Linked DNA regions of Homo sapiens: all the other regions are linked to region 3. The links are chromatin contacts, found by Hi-C or POLR2A ChIA-PET in ENCODE. All regions are on one chromosome and are shown on one strand. Each heading gives the region's core, a stretch centred on a gene start or an enhancer-like site at or near the end of the contact. The rest is flanking DNA. Distances are from core to core; before and after follow the strand shown.

Evidence for each region. Hi-C counts contacts between places; a loop is a spot of excess contacts on that map. ChIA-PET counts read pairs that join two places held with the same protein, here RNA polymerase II (POLR2A). Pooled maps may share reads with other maps.
Region 1: a loop to region 3 is called in a pooled map, with 7 times the contacts of the local background. The contact joins the promoter of LETMD1 here to the enhancer-like site in region 3. A Hi-C loop is called at or near these places in 4 of 50 pooled maps. POLR2A ChIA-PET finds 5 or more read pairs at or near these places in 2 of 52 experiments (Panc1 and activated T-cell).
Region 2: a pooled map shows a loop between it and region 3 (4-fold over the local background). The contact joins the promoter of DAZAP2 here to the enhancer-like site in region 3. A Hi-C loop is called at or near these places in 1 of 50 pooled maps. POLR2A ChIA-PET finds 5 or more read pairs at or near these places in 3 of 52 experiments (AG04449, activated naive CD8-positive, alpha-beta T cell and naive thymus-derived CD8-positive, alpha-beta T cell).

The regions. Positions count from the first base shown.
Region 1 is chr12:51,045,167-51,049,578 of GRCh38, reverse strand. It overlaps LETMD1 (LETM1 domain containing 1), which reads right to left and starts at 1,252. Exons shown (of 9, transcript NM_015416.5): 1 at 1,101-1,252; 2 at 394-545. The coding sequence starts at 1,222. RefSeq lists enhancers at 469-1,007, 1,208-1,257, 1,008-1,546, 1,368-1,637, 1,728-1,807 and 1 more.
Region 2 is chr12:51,235,728-51,240,462 of GRCh38, reverse strand. DAZAP2 (DAZ associated protein 2) reads right to left here and starts at 1,637. Exons shown (of 4, transcript NM_014764.4): 1 at 1,543-1,637; 2 at 2-120. The coding sequence starts at 1,555. RefSeq lists enhancers at 38-674, 1,391-1,640, 1,564-1,858, 1,950-2,587 and a silencer at 1,731-1,840.
Region 3 is chr12:50,530,092-50,534,641 of GRCh38, reverse strand. The region is part of intron 1 of DIP2B (disco interacting protein 2 homolog B); the gene reads right to left. Among named protein-coding and RNA genes, the nearest start is that of DIP2B, 27 kb to the right of the region's middle. RefSeq lists enhancers at 1,631-1,700, 3,910-4,410, 4,411-4,550. Within about 2 kb of position 1,686, at least 19 of the 41 ENCODE cell types and tissues checked have a DNase peak (open chromatin) inside an H3K27ac peak, as active enhancers do; they include Panc1, where a contact is called at or near this core.

The DNA.
Region 1 (4,412 bases), core at 3-2,502, 520 kb before region 3:
ATATAGATTCATAACAAGGGTTAGACCTCATTTTCCTATGGGTAAGTCAACTGATACATCACAGGGCAGGTCTATACAGCCACAGATCCCTGCCGTGTGCAAGGCAAAAAATTTCTACTATAGCCAGGTGTGTGGTTAAGAAAGTACGAGAACATACCTATATTCTCCCTCCCTCATGTTGCTGTCATAAGTTGTTTCTCATAACATCTTTCTAGAAACATTCTCAAGAAGTGCTAATTTATAGGAATTAGTTTAAGGCGCAGGCATTTATGAAATATAAGATATCTCGGCTCACATCCCCATAGCAGAACCTGCAAATGATCTTATTTATGCTAACTCTTTGACCCTGCCCAAGAGCTGATTCCGGAATTTCTATTGTAGTTTCGTTTTTACCTTTCATGAAGATTGTGTACAGGACATAGAAGCGGGGGAAATGACGACCCAAGAAACGATGGTATTTCCCATTAATCGCTTTTGTCTTGGTTACCACATAAGACATCAAGTTCTTCACATCTGCCTTTGGAGAAAGGTGAAGCTTTGAAGACCTACAAGGAAGATCAAAGAGACTATCTGGGAATCAGTCCTAGAAGCTCCCTCACGCCTTGAGTCCCTAATGTAAAGCAGGAGTCTCGGAGATTGTATCCCAAGGCTTGACACTTCTGAAATCCAAGGAAGGTCTTGGGGTCAAGAAGAGATAGGCAATCAGACTGTGAAACACAAATCAGGCAAAGGCCAGGCAGGAAAGTAACTCAGGGTATGCCTCTGGAGAGAGCGCAATGCCTGTGGGACAATTTGAACTGCAGGCTAAGTCAGAAAGAGGTGGAATCGAGATAGCAGCGGTAAAACCTGAGCCGAAAAAGTGAGGCTGAAAGATGAGCTCAGGACACGCGGGGAAACCAGACAATATGGGGCACTGAGAGTACAGAGGGTCAGGAAGCCGGGTCACTAGTGGGGATCGGAGTTTGAATCCTGAACAGAAGAATAAAAATTCCAGGGCCAAGGCGTGGAACTCTGAGAATTAAGAGACAGAATGCAAGCAAGGTTGAGACACTGAAAGAGCCTGGACGTCAAAAATGCTTTTCTCGCTACAGGTCCCTCACCGAGGGGCCCCCCAAGCCAGGCCAGAGCGACCAAGTTGCAGCCTCCGGGTGACAAAATGTCCAGGGGTGACTGCCGAGCCCCACACAGCCGACCGAGCCCAGCACACCCTGGAGAGCGCCATCTTCACAGCGAGAGAAGCGGGAGAGAAGAGGTTGTCTTTGGGTCAAAGTTAACCGTACGTCGCGTTCGTTCGAAGACGCATGCGTCTTTTCTGAGCGCTGATTGGTAGCCATAGCCTGCTTGGCTCCAGCACAAGCCAGGAGAGGGAAGGACTCAAAGACTAAGTGCGGAAGGAGGGCCAGGATTGGACACAGCAGTACTTCCAGGTTTAAAGGCGCCGGAAACAGGGTGTCCCAGAGGGAGCGAGTTCTTATGCCACTGGTGTGGGTTTGCGACGCGGAGGGCACCCTGTCCTTGAGGCGCCCAGTGACCCTCCGCGATTCCTTAGGGCCTCAGGGCTTCCCAGCGCCGCCCTTGCCCTCTGCCTGGACTCGGGGCGTCGGAGCCTCGACTGTTAGGTAGCAGATGTCAGTTTGCCAGTGCCTGGGGCTAGGAGGACCCGCGGCGCCCTCTAATGGTGCCGGCGTGGATAGGCCGGGAACTGTCCACTTTCCAGTCAGTCTGGCGGCGAAGGTTGGAGGCCTGGGAGCGGCCCCTGTGCGGACTGAGTACACTTTTTCCTCTCTTTGTCGTTTCCAGAACTAAGTTTGTGGGAAAATGGTTTTCGTTAAGCACCTACCGAAGACCAAGCTCTGTCTCAACTTAAATGTTACTATTCTGAGAGGATTTCTGTGACCACCCTATCTGAAGCAGTGCCGGCGAAAAGGACACACTTCACACTTATTCTCATGTTACTCTGTTTTGTTTTGTTTTGTTGTTTTGTTTTTGTGACAGTTTTGCTCTGTCGCCCCGGCTGGAGTGCAGTGGCGCGATCTTGGCTCACTGCAGCCTCCGCCTCCCGGGTTCAAGCGATTCTCCTGCCTCAGCCTCCCGAGTATCTGGGATTACAGGCGTCCGCCACCACGCCCGGCTAATTTTTGTATTTTTAGTAGAGACGGGATCTCACTATGTTGGTCAGGCTGGTCTTCAACTCCTGGCCTCAAGTGATCCGCCAGCCTTGGCCTCCCAAAGTGCTGGGATTACAGGCGTGAGCCACTGCACCCGGCCTTGTATTTTCTTTGTAGCATCTGTCACTTACAGTGTTTATGTATTTGTGTCCTTGTTTGACAGCTCCCTGAACTAGAATGAGGGTAAGCATCTTCTCTGCCTTGTTCATTGCTGCACCTCCAACACTAGGTGCCTTACTTAGCACATAGTAGGTGTTCAGTAAACATGTTTGAATAGATTCATACTTGAAACTAAGAAGGATTCCCAGAAGTGGTACTTAACTGCCTCCAAGAATTAACAGTCCTCTTGGATATATATGAATATTTATTCTTCATGGAAGGTGGTAGAGCATCCCATGTGGGTTCCCTGGATATAGGTTCAATCTTGGCATTGACGTTTGTTTTAGTGAATGTTACCTTGGATATGTCACTTTAGCTCTGAGTTTATTTCCCTTATAATAGTACCTACTTTATAAGAAATCTTTGAGGATCCAAAGAGAATACAGCTGTGAAAGCTCCCACATCTGTATAATGCTTTATGGGTCACAGAGCTTTATATTAGCACAGGTTATTAATGACTGTACCACTCGTGCAGTCAGAGGAAAAGTTTTAAAAGATGGCCCTGGATCTTCACAAGTGTTGGGTAGATGGGGTGGACGGGATAGAAAGTTGACTAAGACGGCTGGGCGCCGTGGCTCATGCCTGTAATCCCAGCACTTTGGGAGGCCGAAGCGGGCTGATTACCCGAGGTCAGGAGTTCGAGACCAGCCTGGACAACATGGTGAAACCTCATCTCTACTAAGAATACAAAAATTAGCCGGATGTGGTGGTGGGCGCCTGTAATCCCAGCTACTCGGGAGGCTGAGGCAGGAGAATCGCTTTAACCCAGGAGGCGGAGGTTGAGGTGAGCCAAGATCGCACCACTGCACTCCAGCCTGGGCAACAGAGTGAGACTGTCTCAAAAAAAAAAAAAAAAAAAAAAAAGTTGACTAAGACATGGTCTTCATATTCAGGTAGTTTTTTTTTTTGTTTTTTTTTTTTTTGGAGACAGAGTCTCACTCTGTCACCCAGGCTGGAGTGCAGTGGCGCAATTTCAGCTCACTGCAACCTTCATCTCCCGGATTCAAGTGATTCTCCTGCCTCAGCCTCCCAAGTAGCTGGGTTTACAGGCGCCCGCCACCATGCCCAGACAACTTTTGTATTCTTTTTTTTTTTTTTTGACACGGAGTCTCGCTCTGTTGCCCAGGCTGGAGTGCAGTGGCGCAATCTCGGCTCACTGCAACTTCCGCCTCCCGGATTCACACCATTCTCCTGCATCAGCCTCCCGAGTAGCTGGGACTGCAGGTGCCCACCACCACACCTGGCTAATTTTTTGTATTTTCAGTAGAAACGGGGTTTCACCATGTTAGCCAGGATGGTCTTGATCTCCTGACCTCGTGATCCTCCCACCTCGGCCTCCCAAAGTGCTGGGATTAGAGGTGTGAGCCATCACACCCAGTCCAATTTTTGTATTCTTAGTAGAGACGCGGTTTCACCATGTTGGCCAGGCTAGTCTCGAACTCCTGAACTCAGGTGATCTGCCCACCTCAGCTTCGCAAAGTGCTGGGATTACAGGCGTGAGCCAACGTGCCCAGCCATCTTCAGGTAGCTTCTGAGTCATGTCAACTACTCAAGAATGTTCAGCTCTAAAATTCTGGAACTCTCTTGGAAAGGAGACAAAATCAGAATTTTGTGGAGAAAATAGGAAGGAACTGTGTCTGAAAGGATGGAGTAGAGGGGAAGGCATTTCATGCAATGAAAGAATGTGGCAGGAACACAGGTCATTCCTCAGACTTTTCTTTCTTTCTCTTCCTTCCTTTCCTTCCTTTTCTTTCTTTCCTTCCTCTCTTTCTTTCTCTTTCTCTCTTTCTTTCTTTCATAGGGTCTCGCTGTGTCGCCCAGGCTAGAGTGCAGTGGCCCCATCATGGCTCACTGCAGCCTTGATCTCCTGGGCTCAAGTGGTCCTCTCACCTCAGCCTCCCAAGTAGCTGGGATTACAGGCGCATGCCGCCACGCCCAGCTAATTTTTGTGTTTTTAGTAGAGATAGAGATTTGCCACGTTAGCCAGGCTGATCTTGAACTCCTAGACTCAAGCAATTCCCCTGCCTTGATCTCCCAAAGTGCTGGGATTACAGACTTGAGCCACTGCACCCAGCCCTTTCCTGA
Region 2 (4,735 bases), core at 388-2,887, 710 kb before region 3:
CCTCTGAGTAGGCAGGTGGAGCATCGGTATAGGGTGGAGCCTGAGGAAGATGCAAGGTCTGAGGGTATACTGGATTCCCAGGAGGCTGCACAGGGTAGGTTGGCTGTGTTGGATATTGACCTGAAAGACAAGAAAAAAATGAAGGTTGCCTACTACACAGAGCTACCAAAATGAGGCAGGTCATATCGGGTAGCTAACTTAGTGGGAGCAAGCAGAAGGGGATTTGCAAATAGTCTGCCCCAGAGGGCCTGATTCCTGGAACTAAGAAAATATGCATTGTCTTTGCACCCTTAAAATGGAAGGTGCTGGATTCTAACGAGACAAGAAAGGCACTGCTCACTGCTCCTACTAACATACCGAAGTAAGGGGTTAAGTCTACCTGGGCCCAAGTTCCCTCCGGAATGCAGGACAGGTCTGGGGTTCTGGCCTGCTGCTGTTCTGGCTTATCAAGGGTGCCTCTGCTCTAGGTAGTCTCCACAGCCTGTCTACAACCAGCCCAGACTTCGTGGGTAACAGCAGTTCTGATTTTCCTTACAGATTACTATTCAAGGTCGACTTCCAAACAAAGGGTGTGAATGATGGAAGTGAACCGTGAGACTGGGAAAAGGGTGCAGGGCTGAGGGGTGAGGAGGAATATCCTCACTGGAAAAGCGGGGGATCAGGTTTGGTTTTTTGTTTGTTCTGAGACGGAGTCTCGCTCTTTTGCCCAGGCTGGAGTGCAGTGGCGCGATCTCGGCTCACTGCAACCTCCGTCTCCTGGGTTCAAGCAATTCTCCTACCCCAGCCTCCCGAGTAGCTGGGATTACAGGCGCCCGCCACCACGCCCAGCTGATTTTTGTATTTTTTAATAGAGACGGGGTTTCACCACGTTGGCCAGGCTGGTCTCGAACTCTTGACCTCAGGTGATCCGCCCGCCTCGACCTCCCAAACTGCTGGGATTACAGGCGTGAGCAACCTCGCTCGGCCTTTTTTTTTTTTTTTTTTCTATTCCTTTTTTACCCCCTCAACCTATTCCTGCGTTATGGGAATCATGTTCCGACAGACACACTGGTACAACCACAGAAAAGGGGAGAAGTTCTGATCCCGTCAGCGAAGGGCGAGGGGGTGCGAAGGGAAGGAAAAGAGACCTCACAGGCCCCGGCCCACGAACCAACTCCAGCAATTCAGTAGTTAAGTTCGGCCCCGCTGGGGGTTCCGGAGCGCGGCGCCCCGCCTCCGCCGGCTCTCCATTGGCCTACGCGAATGCCTGCGCTAGCGCTCTATTTGCTCCTGCGGATGCCCATCATGTCAAGCCCCCCCACCACCCGAGCCCGCAGCTCCAAACTGCGCCACAGAGTTTACGGAGGAAAGGGCCTGGAGGCAGCAAGCTGCCGTAATTTGGGTATGACGAAGGCGTCAGGCGCAGCGCCCTGGACTGCAGCCGGCCAAGGAGCATGGCGCAGCCCACCCCAAACCTGGCGTTTGGTGACCCTGGGCTCCGAATCCGCTCGCTCTGGGCCAGCAGTACTCCCCCCGACGGCCTCTGCCACCCTCGGTCCTTGCCTTTGCTGTTCATGGTGGTTGCGGGTCCGGTTTGTCTCGGCGTCGCGGACGGTTATTTTTTTCGTCCTCTTCCTGTTCGGAGCTACTTCCGTGTCACATGATGGTCCGTCCGCCTAGCGTCACCCGACGCCCGAGTGGCGCTGCCGCCGGAAACTCCGCCCCTGCTCCGGGCCTCCAGTCGGCCGCGGGAGGGTCCGCGCGGTCCCGCCCACTCGCCTTGGCCCCACCCCCTGCTCGTTTCTGTCCTCCCCCCCCCTACCGGTGTCCCTCAGCTGGAGAAAAACCAAATGCAGGTATTGTCTGGAAACAGGATCTTTTCTCTGTTGGACGCTCGGATGCAGAACGATGCAAGCATTCCCCGGAACCTTTTTCCACCTACACGCATTCACTCAAGGTCACCTCACCTTGGCAACCTTCCACGAGGGGCTTAGATTTCTGCAAATTTGTCGCACTGCCTGAAATCGGCTCCCCACACCTTAGTTTATCATGCGTCCCTCCCCACCAAGCCCAACTTAAGCTTCAGCTCTGTTAAAATTTATTTTGCCACTCCAGCTCACATGTATCCTTTCCTGAATGAGACCTGCACTGGAATCTTCGCTGCCCTGTCTTCCCCAGGACAGTCGTTGCCTTTCTCACGTACAGGAAGGGGTTATGTTTTCCGTGCTGTACGCAACACCTGGCACTGAAACTGACATAACTGCACTACCCATGGAGTGTTTGTGGCCCTTTCCTTTTTTTAGCACCTGTTGCAGGTGACCTGTATGGTACCTCTATTTTTCTCTATGTATGGCTTCTCTTTCTAACCTAATTATCCTTAAGGGCAAAGATGGCATCCTTTAGGGCAGCGATTAAGTGTTTTCTTTTCTTTTTCTTTTTTTTTTGAGACGGAGTCTTGCTCGCTTGCCCAGGCTAGAGTGCAGTGGGGCGATCTCACCACAGCCTCCACCTCCCGGGTTCAGGCAATTCTCCTGCCTCAGCTTCCTGAGTAGCTGGGCCTACAGGCGTGCGCCACCATTCCTGGCTAATTTTTGTATTTTTAGTAGAGACGGGGTTTCACTATGTTGGCCAGGCTGGTTTTCTTTCTTTCTAAAAAAAGTTTTAATTTTTTCTTTTCTTTTTTTTTTTTTTTTTTTTTTTGAGATGGAGTCTTGCTCTGTCGCCCAGGCTGGAGTGCAGTGGCATGATCTCGGTTCACTGCAACCTCCGCCTCCTGGGTTCAAGCAATTCTCCTGCCTCAGCCTCCCGAATAGCTGGGATTACAGGTGCCCGCCACCACGACCGGCAAATTTTGTATTTTTTAGTAGAGACGGGGTTTCACCATGTTGGCCAGGCTGGTCTCGAACTCCTGACCTCAGGTGATCCACCTGCCTCGGCCTCCCAAGGTTCTGGGATTACAGGCATAAGCCACTGCGCCGAGCCTTATTTTTATTTATTTATTTATTTATTTATTTATTTATTTATTTATTTATTTATTTTTGAGACAGAGGCTTGGTCTGTCGCCAGGCTGGAGTGCAGTGGCGCAATCTCAGCTCACTGCAACCTCCGCCTCCAGGGTTCTAAGCGATTCTCCTGCCTCAGCCTCCCGACTAGCTGGGATTACAGGCACGTGCTATTCATTTTTTAATACAGAGATGGGGTCTCCCTGTGTTGGCCAGGCTGGTCTTGAATTTCCAGCCTCAAGCGATCTTGCCACCTCCATTGTCCAATGATTAAAGGGTTAACTCTTAGGACCCAGGAACTCTCCTGGGCCTACCTCCTGCTCATGTAAACTGCCCTCAGATTGGTCAGGCCTACTTTACAGGTTGTTGGGTATTTTGCTTGTCACAGTGGGACCTGGGCATTGGGAAAACCAGGGCAGAGCCAAATGAGATTACTAACAAAAATGAAAGAGTTGCAGGCCAGTGCTTTCTCTGGCAGGTGGAATTAAGAAGTAAATGGTGGCTGGGTGCAACAGCTCACACCTGTAATCCCAACACTTTGGGCAGCCTAGGCAGGAGGATCGCTTGAGCCAGGAGTTCAGAACCAGCCTAGGCAGCATAGTGAGACTTCATCTCTACAAAAAAAAGTAGTAGTAATTAGCTACTTTCTTGAACAGGATCAAACTTTGGCATTTTCTTCATTCTCGTAGATTCCCCAATGAGATGAAGATGTTTATTTGGTCATTTATCAAACATTCTTTCTTACATTAATTTAACAAATATTTTTTGAGCACCTATTATGTGCCAGGCCCTGTGACAGGCACTAGGGAAATAATAATGAAGAGACAGGCATAGTCCATACTCTCATGGAATTTATGGTCTACCTAATGGGAGAGACAGAAAAGTGAACACATAATATGATTAGTGCTGACATAAAGACAGCATGGAGTGTGAGGAGAACACATAGGTGAGGCACCTACTCTATTCTGATGTAGTCAGGGAAGGTTTCCTGATGCAAGTGATGTCTGAGATGAAATCTGAAGGGTGAGAGCAGGTTAAGCAAGTGAAGAGGGTTCCTGGAAGAGGGAACTGCTTATGCAAAGGCCTAGAGGTGAGAAGGCTTATAGAGGGGGAGGGCATGAAAGAGTTCAGTGTAGCCAGAGCATACTGGTAAGGGGACTGATAAAAGATGACCCTGAAGATCCGGGTGCGGTGGCTCATGCCTGTAATCCCAGCACTTTGGGAGGCCAAGGCGGGCAAATGACTTGAGGTCAGGAGTTCGAGACCAGCCTGGCCAACATGGGGAAACCTCGTCTCTACTAAAAACACAAAAATTAGCTGGGCATGGTGGTGCGTGCCTGTAATCCCAGCTACTTGGGAGGCTGAGGCAGGAGAATTGCATGAACCTGGGAGGCGGAGGTTGCAGTGAGCCGCGATCGTGCCATTGCACTCCAGCCTGGGTGACAGAGCAAGATTCTGTCTCAAAAAAAAAAAAAAAAAAATTGACGCTGAAGAACTGTGAGCCAGACCTTGCAGGGACGCCTTAGAGCCCATGTAAGATCCCACATGAAGATACTGGATTCTATGTTAAGGGCACTAGTTAGCCACTGAAGAATGTTAAGCAGGAAAGTGATATGATCTTGTTTTTGTTTGATTGATTGATTGATTGGGACAGGGTCTTGCTCTGTCACCCAAGCTGGAGTGCAGTGGTGCAGTCACAGCTCACGGCAACGTTGAACTCCTGGTCTCAGTTCATCCTCTCACCTCAGCCTCCC
Region 3 (4,550 bases), core at 437-2,936:
CTGTAATCCCAGCACTTTGGGAGGCCGAGGTGGGTGGATCAGCTGAGGTCAGGAGTTCAAGACCAGCCTGACCAACATGGCGAAACCCCATCTGTACAAAAATTAGCCGGGCGTGGTGGCTCATGCCTGTAATCCCAGCTACTCAGGAGGCTGAGGCAGAAGAATCACTTGAACCTGGGAGGTGGAGGTTGCAGTGAACCGAGATTGCGCTACTACACTCCAGTCTGGGCGACACAGTGAGACTCCGTCTCAAAAAAAAAAAAAAAAAAAAATGAAATGAGAATGTGTAAAAAGAGTCCAGTCATTGGGTTTCAAAAGTCTTGAAAGTGTTTTTTTAGACACACATACATAATATAAATTCCCAGAAAATAAGGATTTGGCTAAAACTTGGTTCTCCATGAAAATGAGAAATGAGTCCTCAGCCTGTTGATGCCAACTTGACCAGATGAATCTCTTGTCCCTGAGTTCCCCAAAATGCTGATAAAGTCATATTTTATTCCCCAGAATACATGCCTAATTGGAGTTCTAACTAGTTGACTAATGACTAAAAAATTTAGAATCATGGGGAATGAGTTAGAGTAAGGAGATGGCTTAGAAAAAAATGAATTCTAAGTATTGATGAATTCTAATTATGATAATACCAAGTTCCAACTATCATACCTCAAATCTCTGATTTCACCTTCTGTCACAGGGGGGAAAAAAGTTTCTCCCATCTCCAAAAAGTAACAGGTACTTTTTATAATATAAAGTTAGGCCCGGCTCAGTGGCTCACTCCTATAATCCCAGCACTTTGGGTGGCTGAAAGGCAGGCAGATCACTTGAGCCCAGGAGTTCAAGACCAGCCTAGGCAAAGTAGTGAGAATCTCTGTCTAAAAAAATTTAAAAATTAGCCAGCATGGTGCCCACTTGGGAGGCTGAGGCGGGAGGATTGCTTGAGCCCAAGAGGTAGAGGTTGCAGTGAGCTGTGATCACACCACGGCACTCCAGCCTAGGCAACAGAGCAAGATCCTGTCTCAAAAAAAAAAAAGGAAAAAAGTTGTCTTCCTTGATAGGGCAGTTAAAAAATGGTTAGAATCCACAACTTCCTGTAGGTGAAATCCCTTCTTACCCTTGGAATCTGCTCCCTTTCTGAAGGATCCTCTGCTCACTTTACAGAGAACACATGCAAACACACACAAAATGCAAAACAGCAACAGCCAAAACTCTAGTTCGACGCTACCCTCACCCTACACAACTTGTCAGGGGTTGACCTGCAGTAATGGCTGATAAGGCTGACAGCAAAAGAAAAACAATCATCTTGGTTGGGTTATTTAATTTCAACTGAAGACTAGAAGACTACAAGACTCATCCTTACTACTCTCCTCTCCCTTCCAGAAAGGTCATGAGAAATATGTAGTCTTGAATTTGATGAGACTGAAAACAGAGAATTCCAAAGCATGAGAACTTATTACTAAACAACTGCTAATTAAAACAAAATGGACACTTTAATATTCTTTAAATTAATTCTATGTAAAACCTGATGAGGTAAACAAATATGGTCATGTCTTGTTCTTTATGACTCACTGTGACTCTGTCACATCCTCCTTCTCACTACTACCTTTGCTGTTAAGCACACAAACCATTTTAGATAACAGCTTGTAAAAGTTGGGAAAGCAGTTTCCTGTCAAATGAATCAGAAATAGATCACTGAAAAACCAGCCCGGTGAGGGCCAGAGGAGTCACTAACAAAGAGTTACTCTAATTCACTCAAGGCTTAAGTTTCTCTGCGTTTTTTCTCACACAGGAAAGAGTAAGACTTATACACTGCCCTTTCTTCCCCCACTTCCCTGAGAGCCCAAGGACAGCGCCCTGCTCCTTCTAGAGGAAAGGGGGTTACCCACACTCCCTTCTCTCAGGTCAAACCACACCCTACATTCCCAGCTGAGACTAGAGACCTCTTGTCTCACCTACTCTTACTCATCTTCTCTGGCACATCCTCACCTCACCTACCTTTCATGTCACTGACCACAGTGACTTTCCACAGAAGCACAGCTGCTTAAATGCTGGTGGGTTTTTTTGTATGTCTTCACAATGCATGTTCCAAGGATACATATATTACACTCTTATTTTTATTTGTTTTTTGTTTTTTGAGACAGAATCTGGCTCTGTCGCCCAGGCTGGAGTGCTGTGGTGCGATCTGGCTCACTGCAGCCTTCACCTCCCAGATTCAAGCGATCCTCCCACCTCAGACTCCCAAGTAGCTGGGATTACAGGCGCATGCCACCACACCTGGCTAATTTTTGTATTTTTAGTAGACACGCGGTTTCACTATGCTGGCCAGACTGGTCTGGAACTCCTGACCTTAAATGATCTGCCTGCCTCAGCCTCCCAAAGTGCTGGGATTACAGGCATGAGCCACCGCACCCGGCCAACACTCTTATTTTTAACTCAGAGAATACTCATAAGGCCACTAGGCAAGAACTCCCTCAGCTTCCTCATCCATCACCTATGAGTATCTGCCTCTGCTCCCATCCTTTCCTTCTTCCCTTCTGTTTCAGCAGAAAAGGAGTCATTCCTGGCATCCTGAATGATCACTCCAGCAGCACTTAGGGTCTCAAGCTTTGCTGACTCAGGGAGACCTCGTTCCATCACATCTTTCTACTCTAGACTTTCAATTCCTCCTCCCCAAGACCTCTTACCCCTCCACCAACAAATGAACACACTCAAGTCTCTACCTTCTTAACATAATTCATTTGTTTGGCCATCAAATATTTGTTGAGTGCCTACTACAGGCCAGGAGCAATTTTTTACTCTGGAGATAAAGCAGTGAATAAAACTAAGTTCCTGCCCTCAGGCAACTTATTTTCTAGTGAGGAGAGAGACAAAGAACAGATGAATGTGTATATATCCTAGCTACTTCCTTTCTCTCCACCTCACACGGCCAGGCTTGAAACAGCAGGGTACCCCGCCTGCCTCTACTTCCACTTCCTCTCTGCTTTGCATTCCTTATCCACTTTCAACAGGCTGCAGTGCCCCTTCCTTGCCCCAACCCTGTCCCTAAACCCTACTAAAACAGCTTAGGCAAAGGTCACCACCAATGACCTCTGCTTGTAATCTCAATTGCATTTTCTCAGTCCTAGTCTCAAACTCTATGCAACAAGAGACACTTAATACTCCTTGTTGTTTTGCTCTTCTCCCTCTGGTCACTCATACCCCTCTGACCTCTTTTCCAGGTTCTTTTTTTCAGCTTCCCCCTTAAATGGTGGTGCTTTCCAGTTCTGTGTTTAGCCTCTGCTCACTCAATATGCTCTCCTTGGCTGGGTGCAGCGGCTCACACCTATAATCCCAGCACTCTGGGAGGCCGAGGTGGGCGGATCACAAGGTCAGGAGATCGAGACCATCCTGGCTAACATGGTGAAACCCCATCTCTACTAAAAATACAAAAAAAAATTAGCCAGGCGTGGTGACAGGCATCTGTAGTCCCAGCTACTCGGGAGGCTGAGGCAGGAGAATGGCGTGAACCCAGAAGTCAGAACTTGTAGTGAGCTGAGATTGCGCCACCGCACTCCAGCCTGGGCGACAGAGCGAGACTCCATCTCAACATATATAATATGCTCTCCTTGGACAATCTCAATCATGCCCACTGCTTCCACTATCAGCGATACATGCTAAGGAATACTGAATGTATATCTTCAGGACAGGCCTTTCTACAGAACTCCAAATCCACACACCCAACTGCTGCTACAGATCTCCATTTGCATGTCCCCAAAACCTCTCAAATTCAGTAAAACTGAATTTTCTCTCCCCCTACACCCTAAACTGTTCTTCTGCCTCTATTCCCTGTTTTAGGAAATGGTGCCATCTTTCTCTCAAGATGCCTAAGGAAGAAACTTACCAGTCCGCCTTTCTCCTATCACACCTACAAATCTCTGTGCACACCTCCTCCTCCTCCATACTAGTCTCGTAAATTCTCCCTGCTTAAATACTTCTTTTCATTCCCTCTTCCCTAATCCTACTGCAGAGACAGCTCATTTCAGTAGCCTCCTGTAAGTCTTCCTGCCCTGTCTTACCTGCTCTTATTTAAGGCTATTTTGCACTTTTTCTATGTAAATAGTATCACTTGGTTGTGTGACACAGCAACCTGAAACTATTCTCCTCTAAGGCGATCTCCAACAAACACAGATGTCATCCACTCCTGCTTACAATACTTCAGTGGCTTCCCATGAATGCTCTTCCCAAAGATGCTATATGATGCTCTTTCCCCTGAAGAAAGTGATGGAGGAGGCAGGGCACAGTGGCTCACGCCTGTAATCCCAGCACTTTGGGAGGCTGAGGCGGGCAGATCATGAGGTCAGGAGATTGAGACCATCCTGGCTAACACAGTGAAACCCCGTCTCTACTAAAAATACAAAAACAAAATTAGCCAGGCGTGATGGCGGGTGCCTGTAGTCCCAGCTCCTCGGGAGGCTGAAGCGGGAGAATGGCATGAACCCAGGAGGCGGAGCTTGCAGTGAGCCGAGATCGCGCCACCGCACTCCAGCCTGGGCGACAGAGAGAGACCCTGTCTCAAA